2 separate regions of the Mus musculus genome follow, and region 1 is linked to region 2. A link is a contact called in ENCODE Hi-C or POLR2A ChIA-PET data. All regions are on one chromosome and are shown on one strand. Each heading gives the region's core, a stretch centred on a gene start or an enhancer-like site at or near the end of the contact. The rest is flanking DNA. Distances are from core to core; before and after follow the strand shown. Region 1 holds the start of Ak1 (adenylate kinase 1). Region 2 overlaps Pip5kl1 (phosphatidylinositol-4-phosphate 5-kinase-like 1).

Region 1 (3,895 bases), core at 1,025-3,524, 42 kb after region 2:
ATACAGCCCAGTTGATATAGAGCTTACTTCGCAGAAAGAAGTTTCTGGCTCCATCCTTAGCACCAAGAAAACTGGGCATGGTGGAGTGTGCCTGTAATCCCAGCAACCCAGCAGGCAGAAGGATCCAAAGAGATGTGTGAGATTAGGTCTCAAAGGGAAAAGGGGAGAGGAAGAGGAAGGAGAGGGGACAGGAAGGGGGAACACGTCTGGTCTGCCCAGCTCCACGGGGGACACGGCAGGAGAGGCACCCTGAGCCAAGGCACGTCCATGTTAGGGTGCCTCTTCTTTATCTTTTAATTTTTTTTAGATTTTTGTGTATATGAGTGTTTTGCTGGCATGGATACCTGTGTGCCATGTGTGTGCCTGGTGCTGTCGGAAATCAGCTCCCCTGGAAATGGAGTTAACAGTTGTGAGCTACCATGTGGGTGCTGAGAATCGAATTAGAGTCCTCTTTAAGATCAAGTCAGCTTTTTCAGATAGAGCGTCTCTGTGTAGCCCTGGCTGTCCTGAAACCCTCTATATACACCAGGCTGGTCTGAAATTGATACCCCTAGGATGACCTTGAATTTCTTTTTTTTTCTTTTTTTTTTAAAGATTTCTATATTATATGTAAGTACACTGTAGCTGTCTTTAGACTACCCAAAAGAGGGCATCAGATCTCATTACAGATGGTTGTGAGCCACCATGTGGTTGCTGGGATTTGAACCTGGGACCTTCAGAAGAGCAGTCAGTGCTCTTAACCACTGAGCCATCTCTCCAGCCCCAGCTCACTCTTCCTTTGACCTCATCCTTCCCTCTTGGCTTTGTTACTGTTTCTTCTCCTTGAGCTGAGGGCTTGCCTCAGTTCTAATTCTCCAGCCTTTTTCTTTTTCCAACCGCTGAGCCATCTCTCCAACCCCAGACCTGGAATTTCTGATCCCCTTCTGTATCCCTCTAGTACCAGGATCATAGGTTCAAGCTGCCTTATCCAGTACACATGGCGTGAGCCCAGGGCTTCCTACACTGGGCACTACTCTCACCAAGTTCCATCACCTCTATCCAGCCTGCATTCAGAATCATTTTTATTCAGGTGAGATTGGACCTGGGCAGGTGTGCATCATGTCTCTCACAGGTGCCTGCTACCCCAGCAAGTGAGGTTTCCCTTCTCACCCAGAGCTGCTCTGAGTGAGTAGCAGCTCCCATGCACCCTTCTGTGCTATGGCCCCAGTCAGTCCCCGCCACTGGGCTTAAGAACCTTCCTGTGTAAATCCTGTTCCTGAATGGGTTTCTGATGTAGGAGCTGATAAAATCAATCTGCTTTCCCCGAAAGTTGTGCAATGCACACACCAGCCTAAGTATTGGGAGTAGCCTTTCAGGCCAGCACAGGACAGATGGCCCAGTCCATCTGCCCCCACAGTGGCAGGACCTTGGTATGCAGGCTGCTACTGGTGTTCAGGCACCACCCAAACTGGTTGTCTGTGGCTCCCAAGCATTTACAAAAGTTTCCAGTTTCACCCTATTTTGCTGTTCGGAGCCATGCTTTGGAGGCCTTATGTGAGCCGATCCCTCTGTCCTGCTATGCTTTGAGCACCAGCACCCTGTACCACTTCTCCTGTAGAGAGCTCCCTAATTAGGCACATGGCTTTCCACACGGGGAGTCTCAGGTGGCCTCTGGGTCCTGCTCTGTGCTTAGGGGTTCCCTGGGCACAGCTGGAGTCTGCTGTTGGCATCATCGTGCTCCACCGGGTACTCAGAAATGAGAGTCCTCATTCTTAGCAAACCCCAATCTGGATACACAAAGCTTTCTGAGTGTTCTTTCTCCATGTTCAACCATGGAGAGTTCAAGGCTGGCTTATCATCTACCTAGCCACCAGATAGTCAGGATCCAGGAGGAGCTCAAAGAGTCATTTCCAATAGGGGAGATGTCTCAGGGTAGGGGGTCTCAGAGCCTGAGGATGGTGACCCTGGAACAACAAAGTTTACACCCTGGTCCCCCTCCCTCCTTACTTCCCTGGTCTGGTCTCCTTGATTAAACGCTGAGATTAAACACACCAACTTGTCTGAGCATCAGCTGACCCAGCTAAAGAACCCTTGTCTGTGGAGAGTCGTGCGGGCATAGAGTGGTGGCAGACACACTGTGTGCAGGTTTAGTCCCAGGGAGTGCCTGGTGGGGACGCTCACTCCTAAGCTTTCCATGAGAGTTCCTGCTTTCTTCTCTCTCCTCCTCCTTCCCCCGGCTCCCTCCCTCCTCCCTTCTCTCTGCCATCTCGCCAGAGTGCTGGCTCCCAGCATGCCATGCGTGCGCGCTGACAGCCTTATAAATAGTCGCCTTTGCAGGCGGCTGAGAGGACAGGCAGGGCACTCACTGGCCCCAGCGCCCACCACACCCTCCCCCAGGTCAGTGTGTGTCTGCTCCATTGTCTGCCCGCGTGGAAGCCTCTAAGAGGTGTGGGGAGACATCACCTGTGGGAAGGTGGGGTTGCTGGTATCAGGCTACCCTTGGGTTCTGTGTGTCTTGAATGTTTGTATCCATGGTTATGAGCTGTGTGTGTTTGCATGTGTATCCTATCAGCTATCAGCTCTGGGTGCATGTACCCTGTGGCAATGTGTGTGCATGTGTGCTCAAGTGTGTGTGTGTGTGTGTGTGTCCTGGTACTCTCAGCTTCCCAGACCCTCTTTGTCCCAGCTGGTATTCCTGGGGCTTCAGTTCCACCCATGCCCTTGGCAATTCTGTGCTGAGGCCCTAAGGGACAAGGGAAGGACAGAGGCCTATCTCCTTGTCCCAGAGGACCTGGATAGGGTCAGCCTGTGTGTTCACAAGAATTGTAATGCCACCAAGTGTTGTGAGGATCTGGGGCTCCTGGATGTTGGAGCTCTGCCAGCACCTCCTGCCCAATCAGGGGCTCCGCAGGAACCCTCCTGCCTGACTCACAGGTCCACTCAGCTTACCCAGGATGCTTCAGCATCAGCAAGGCTGGCCAGAGAGGGGACATCAGCTGCCCAAGGTCACACAGCTGAGTGATAGGGTTTGACTTGAACCCTGTCTGATAGCTAGCCTCTATGAGGGCTTTTGCTGAGCAAGCACCTGGGACAAACAGGCATAGAGATTGGGGAAGTGTGTCCCCTGGGGCCTCTGCTCCTTGAGCCACCTAGAAGACAGTCATATTAGGAGCACTGGGGCCCTGACCCAGGGAACCTTATAAGGCCTGGCTGCGTAGTCCTGTAACCTTACTCTTGTCTGGGACCCCTGGCTTTCCGGAGGCCTCCTCACGACCCAAGTTATTTTAGACCAAAGAAGCAGGTGTCTGTGGGACAGAGGGACTCAGGTTACCAGGAGGGGTGGGGCATGTAGAGGGGAGTGATCTCCTAGGACATGCTGGTGGCTGTCCAGGCCCTGGGACACTCCTCCCCCCCTGGGCAGCTGCCGAAGGACTTGGCAGCCCCATGCCTCCTCCTGCACACTCTGTAGGCTTAGAGGCTGCAGCTCAGGCCATGGGTCTCAAGGTTCTTGTGTGTTTGGGGGTGCCAGGCTTGAGCTTGACCCCAGCCAGAGTCTGGAGCTAGTCTGTGTCCCTCCCCCAAGCCCAATTCCCTCCCCAGATGGCAGGCAGGGTGGAATGAGAGTCCCAGGCCAGTGCTATCCTCTGCCAGGCCCAATCAGGGACAGGAACAAGATCCATGGTGCTAATGAGTGTCCTGACACCTTAAGCTGGGTACCTTGCAACTTGAAGTTCAGAGACAGCACCTGTCAATGTGGGACCCTAGGGTGCAATCTAGGAAGGCATCCTGAAAGAGGTGACATTTGAGCTGGGGCCTCCAGTAGCATTTGGAGGAAGACATCCCCCCAAGCATTTGGTGTGTGACGCTGCAAAGGCCTGGCAGGAGGGAGGCATTAAAGTGGATGAGAAAGGAGGGG
Region 2 (4,267 bases), core at 472-2,971:
ACTGTAGCGTCCCCTGCAGGATGAGGTAGAGAAATTGAACTTGCTTCGGCTGACTGGGATTTAGTGGTCAGGAACCTGCCCGCAAGAATACACTTGAGGGAAATCACAGCGCTACAAACTGGGATTGTTAGGCTCCTCGTTCACAGTTCTTCATCTCTGCGACCCTAAGGCTTCTAGGATGAGATTATCCCGCAAACCTGACCAAGGCCAGGTCCACATGACCCAAATGCTCCAGATCGGCCCTCCCCAACAGAAATAAAATTCAATTCAGAATATCCAGAGTCCTATGTCCCATTCATAGGCACTGGCCACAAGTCACTGCTGAGTCTTTGAAATATAAAATTACTCCCCAACCCCCATACCCTCATTTACAAAGGTTTGGGTGTTTGTTTGTTTTTTAAAAGAGGGCTGGAGTTGTTGCTCAGTTGTTAGAGTGCTTACCCAGCATGCACCATGGCCTGGGTTCTATAGAACCATATAGACTGCCCTGGGTGCCCCACACCTGTAATCCTCAGACTATTTAAAAAAAAGAAAGGAGAGAAAGAAGAAACAGGCGAGATTAGTCCTAGTATTATACACTCTCTGCTAACAGAAGTGGTACATGCCTATAATCCCAGTATTTAGAAGGTGAGGCAGGATGACCAGAAATCAAGATCATTTTTGGCTGCACAGCAAGTTCAAGACCAGTGTGAGCTACTTGTATTGAAACCCTGTCTCAAAAGCAAACAGAAGTCAGGAAGGTGGCTCACATCTTTAATCTCAGCACTTGGGAGGCAGAAGCAGACAGATAGATAGATTTCTGTGAGTTCGAGGCCAGTCTGGTCTACAAAGTGAGTTCCAAAATAGTCAAGACTGTTACACAAAAGAACCCTGTCTCAAAAAAACCAAACCAAACCAACAACAACAGCAAAAGCAAATTAATAATAATAATGATATTGAGTCAATACATTTGATTATTTTAATCTTATCAACCTAAAAGATGAGGAGATTGTTTGCTTTATCTTCAACACTGCCCTTTTTAAAGATTTTATTTCTAAATTACGTATGCATGCGCATGAGTGCGCTGTTTGCTCTCATAACCAAACGATGGCGATAAGTTACCGCCAGTTTTGAGGGGCTCTCTGCTGGGAGCTAACGCTGGTCCTCTACAAGAGCTTAAAGATGGTGGCGCCATCTGTCTCTTCAGGCAAGCCCTCACTATTGACTTTGAAGTTCAGTTTATATTGGAGCCTGCCATTTCTCATAACACTGGCTAGATTTCCGGGGCTCAGCAGCCACTTGTGGCAAGTGGCTTTGAAAGGGACGCTGCAGCTCGAGACTGTCAATTCCTTTATTCCTCAGCCCCCTAAAGTACCTAGCTCATTTGTACCTTGCTCGCTGGCTGGGAGGCGACAGCTTTATCCTATTCCCATACCTAGGTCCATACAAGGTGTGTCGAAGTCGAAGGGAACGGGGGACCAGAACTGCCGGATGCTGCCCGACCTTCCCAATGCCCTCCATATCTTGGACGGGCCAGACCAACGCTATTTTCTGGGCTTAGTGGATATGACTACCGTGTATGGGTTTCGCAAACGGCTGGAACATGTGTGGAAGATGGTACGCTATCCAGGCCAGAGCGTCTCCACTGTCAGCCCGGCTCACTACGCCCGTCGCCTCTGTCGGTGGGCAGAGGTGCACACAGAATGACTCACGTGTCTGCCTTCTTCCCTTATGGACAATGCGCCGGCAACTATTCTGCAGCTGTACCCAGGGAGCTAGCCTGCAGTTCATCCTACCAGCCACCAGAGGGAAGCACCCTCATAACTAATGCTGTGAAGACTCAGCCCCATTCGGTGACGGTGCTGTACCCTGCATAGAGCAAGGACCCTGACCCCAACCCTTAGCTCATTTACTATTAAAAAATGTTGATATTCTCTTTTTACAGACCACGAAATGGAGGTTCACGGGATGAAGGGGATGAGCAAGACCACCCAGCAATAAATGCTGGAACCAGCTTACACCATGACTTGGGCCTGGGGCCCAAGTTCCTATACACCTAGCCTCACACTATGGAGAAGGGGGAAGGGAGGGGGCACCCTTGTTCCAATAGGGAAACAAGCCCAAAAGTTTAAGGTGCAGGTTAGGAGCAAGATCAGTCCAAAATTCTAGGCTTTTCGATTCCCAGCTCTGGAATGGCTTCATCATGCCCCTCTGAGAGGCAGGTGGGTATCAAGGAGGCAGAAGCGGGCTTCCTGGAGTTGGTCTAGCAGGGAGTCCCTCAAGGGTCACTGTTGATCTTGAGTGACCTCTCAGTCAAATGGGGAAACCTCAGTGGCCAACCCAATGGTTTTGGGCTAGCCTACAGCAACCCCAACCATCTCTCTTCCTGTCTCTGGGAAACCAGCCACAGCCTCTGACTCCAGTCTGATCTAACTGTGCTCAGTGACATTTTCTTTCAAGGTGTTCTAGAACCTGGCTGTGTTTCCAGGGCATGGTGCTGCCTCCCTGCCCCTCCCTCTGCGATGTAATGTGACAAATGGGAAGAAGGGACATAGGCCTCAGGGACACAGAAGACACTGACTGTGCAGATTGTCCTGATAGCCCAGGCTATCAGCTGGGATGACACAGCTTTGGAGAGAAGCCTGGGGCCTAAGTCCTGGTGAAAGGAGCCATTACCAAAGCATCTCACCGGTTATGGCAGGAGAGAAAGGTGCCTTACTTTCTAGGCCGAGACCAGAAGGGTCATTCATGTCCTTGTTGGGTCCCAGGGCAAGGGCACAGTGAAGGTCCTGGAATTTGGGAGAAAGGGAACATCTTAGCAAGAAGTAGGGTTGTGTTAATCCCAGCACTTGGGAGGCAGAGGCAGACAGATTTCTGAGTTCGAGGCCAGCGTGGTCTACAAAGTAAGTTCCAGGACAGCCAGGGCTACACAGAGAAACCCTGTCTCGAAAAAAACAAACAAACAAACAAAAAACCAAAAAAACAAAAAACGAAAAAAAAGAAGAAGAAGAAGTAGGGTTGTGGGGCCACTGGGGAGGGGGTGAGAGATGTGCCCCAAGACTGATCAGCCAGGACCCTGGAAAAGCATCTTAATAGCTCTATTCTACTGACCCACCAGATATGGCCAGACTTTGAAAAGTGGCTAATGGGGTGGGAGTTGGGGAGGGTGAGCCGAGAGCAGGGGAGGGCTGGTTGCAGAAGAGGCTGCCCTCAGATGACCATTCCAGGAATTATCATTTTCTATCAGGACACATGGCCTGTTCTGAGTATTCTTGGGTGATTTCTCTGTGCTGGCACACCTGCAGGAATTCTTCTTGGTTGGCAAGATTATGTTCATCTTCTGATGCCACCCAGAGGTATCTAGCCAGGGACATAGGAAGGTAGCAGGGAGACAAAGTAGGACCTGGGATCTGCTGCCACATCTTCTGAGGTCTGGCTCCCACGGGACTGACCCTGAACTCAGAGCCCTGAGGTCCCCCACAAAGGTGACAACTCTCCCTGCAACCAGGAACCCTGGCAGGGCCTGAGGCTATGAGGGAAGTCACCTGAGACCTCAGAGACCCAGCAGTCCTGGCTCGCTCATCTCATTTTGTTCCTGTCGGGTTTCACGTGGGTGGTGAAGGCGACTTGAGAATGTCACCAGACAGAGATGAGTCTAATGGGCACATGGGCATGAGAACCAGGGAAGTGACTCAGAATAATTCCACAGTGCCCTTCTGGGAAGGGTGTGGCTAATGCCTGTAACCCCATCATTTGTGAGGTTCAGACAGAAGGATCCCGGGCTAGCCTGGACTGTGTGATTCACACACTAGGGCCATGTGGGTAGAGGGATGAAGAGTTGAAGAGCTGCCTATCATTGACCTGTTGTGTGTCTTTGGCGCTGTTTTCTTTTCTTTTTGATTAATGATGTGGGAAAGGGATGCCTACTGTGGGCAGTGCCACCCCAGGCAGGTGGTCTAGATGGTTATAAGAAAGGTAGTTGAATGTGAGGCTAGTTAGCAGCACTGCTCCATGGCCCCCTCCTCCATGCCCTCTGCTCCAGTTCCTGTCCCTAGGCTCCAGCCCTGACTTACCTCAGTGATGGACTGTGATGTGGGAGTTGTAGACTGAAATAAAACCTTTCCCTCACGTTGTATTCGGTCATAGTGTCTGTCACAGAAACACAAAGCTACATAGAAAGATCCTGTCTGAAATAATAACTTGTAGTGTGCTGTTCATGTTGGCAAGGGTCTTTGAGCTGAGAGATAAGGAGTCCCACTAGGAAAGTGACTAGAGAATGCAGCCAGTG

The links. A loop is a pair of places that touch in the nucleus more often than their neighbours do. ChIA-PET counts read pairs that join two places held with the same protein, here RNA polymerase II (POLR2A).
Region 1: a loop to region 2 is called in a map of left cerebral cortex, with 2.1 times the contacts of the local background. The contact joins the promoter of Ak1 here to the enhancer-like site in region 2. A Hi-C loop is called at or near these places in 15 of 37 maps with a recorded cell type or tissue (CH12.LX, T-helper 17 cell, adrenal gland and 3 more). POLR2A ChIA-PET finds 5 or more read pairs at or near these places in 3 of 5 experiments (Patski and embryonic stem cell).

What each region holds. Positions count from the first base shown.
Region 1 is chr2:32,623,163-32,627,057 of GRCm38, forward strand. It overlaps Ak1 (adenylate kinase 1), which reads left to right and starts at 2,275. Exons shown (of 7, transcript NM_001198791.1): 1 at 2,275-2,376.
Region 2 is chr2:32,581,855-32,586,121 of GRCm38, forward strand. Pip5kl1 (phosphatidylinositol-4-phosphate 5-kinase-like 1) reads left to right here. Exons shown (of 10, transcript NM_198191.3): 10 at 1,419-1,929. The coding sequence ends at 1,686. Among named protein-coding and RNA genes, the nearest start is that of St6galnac4, 3.1 kb to the right of the region's middle. Within about 2 kb of position 1,722, at least 1 of the 3 ENCODE cell types and tissues checked has a DNase peak (open chromatin) inside an H3K27ac peak, as active enhancers do; it is heart, where a contact is called at or near this core.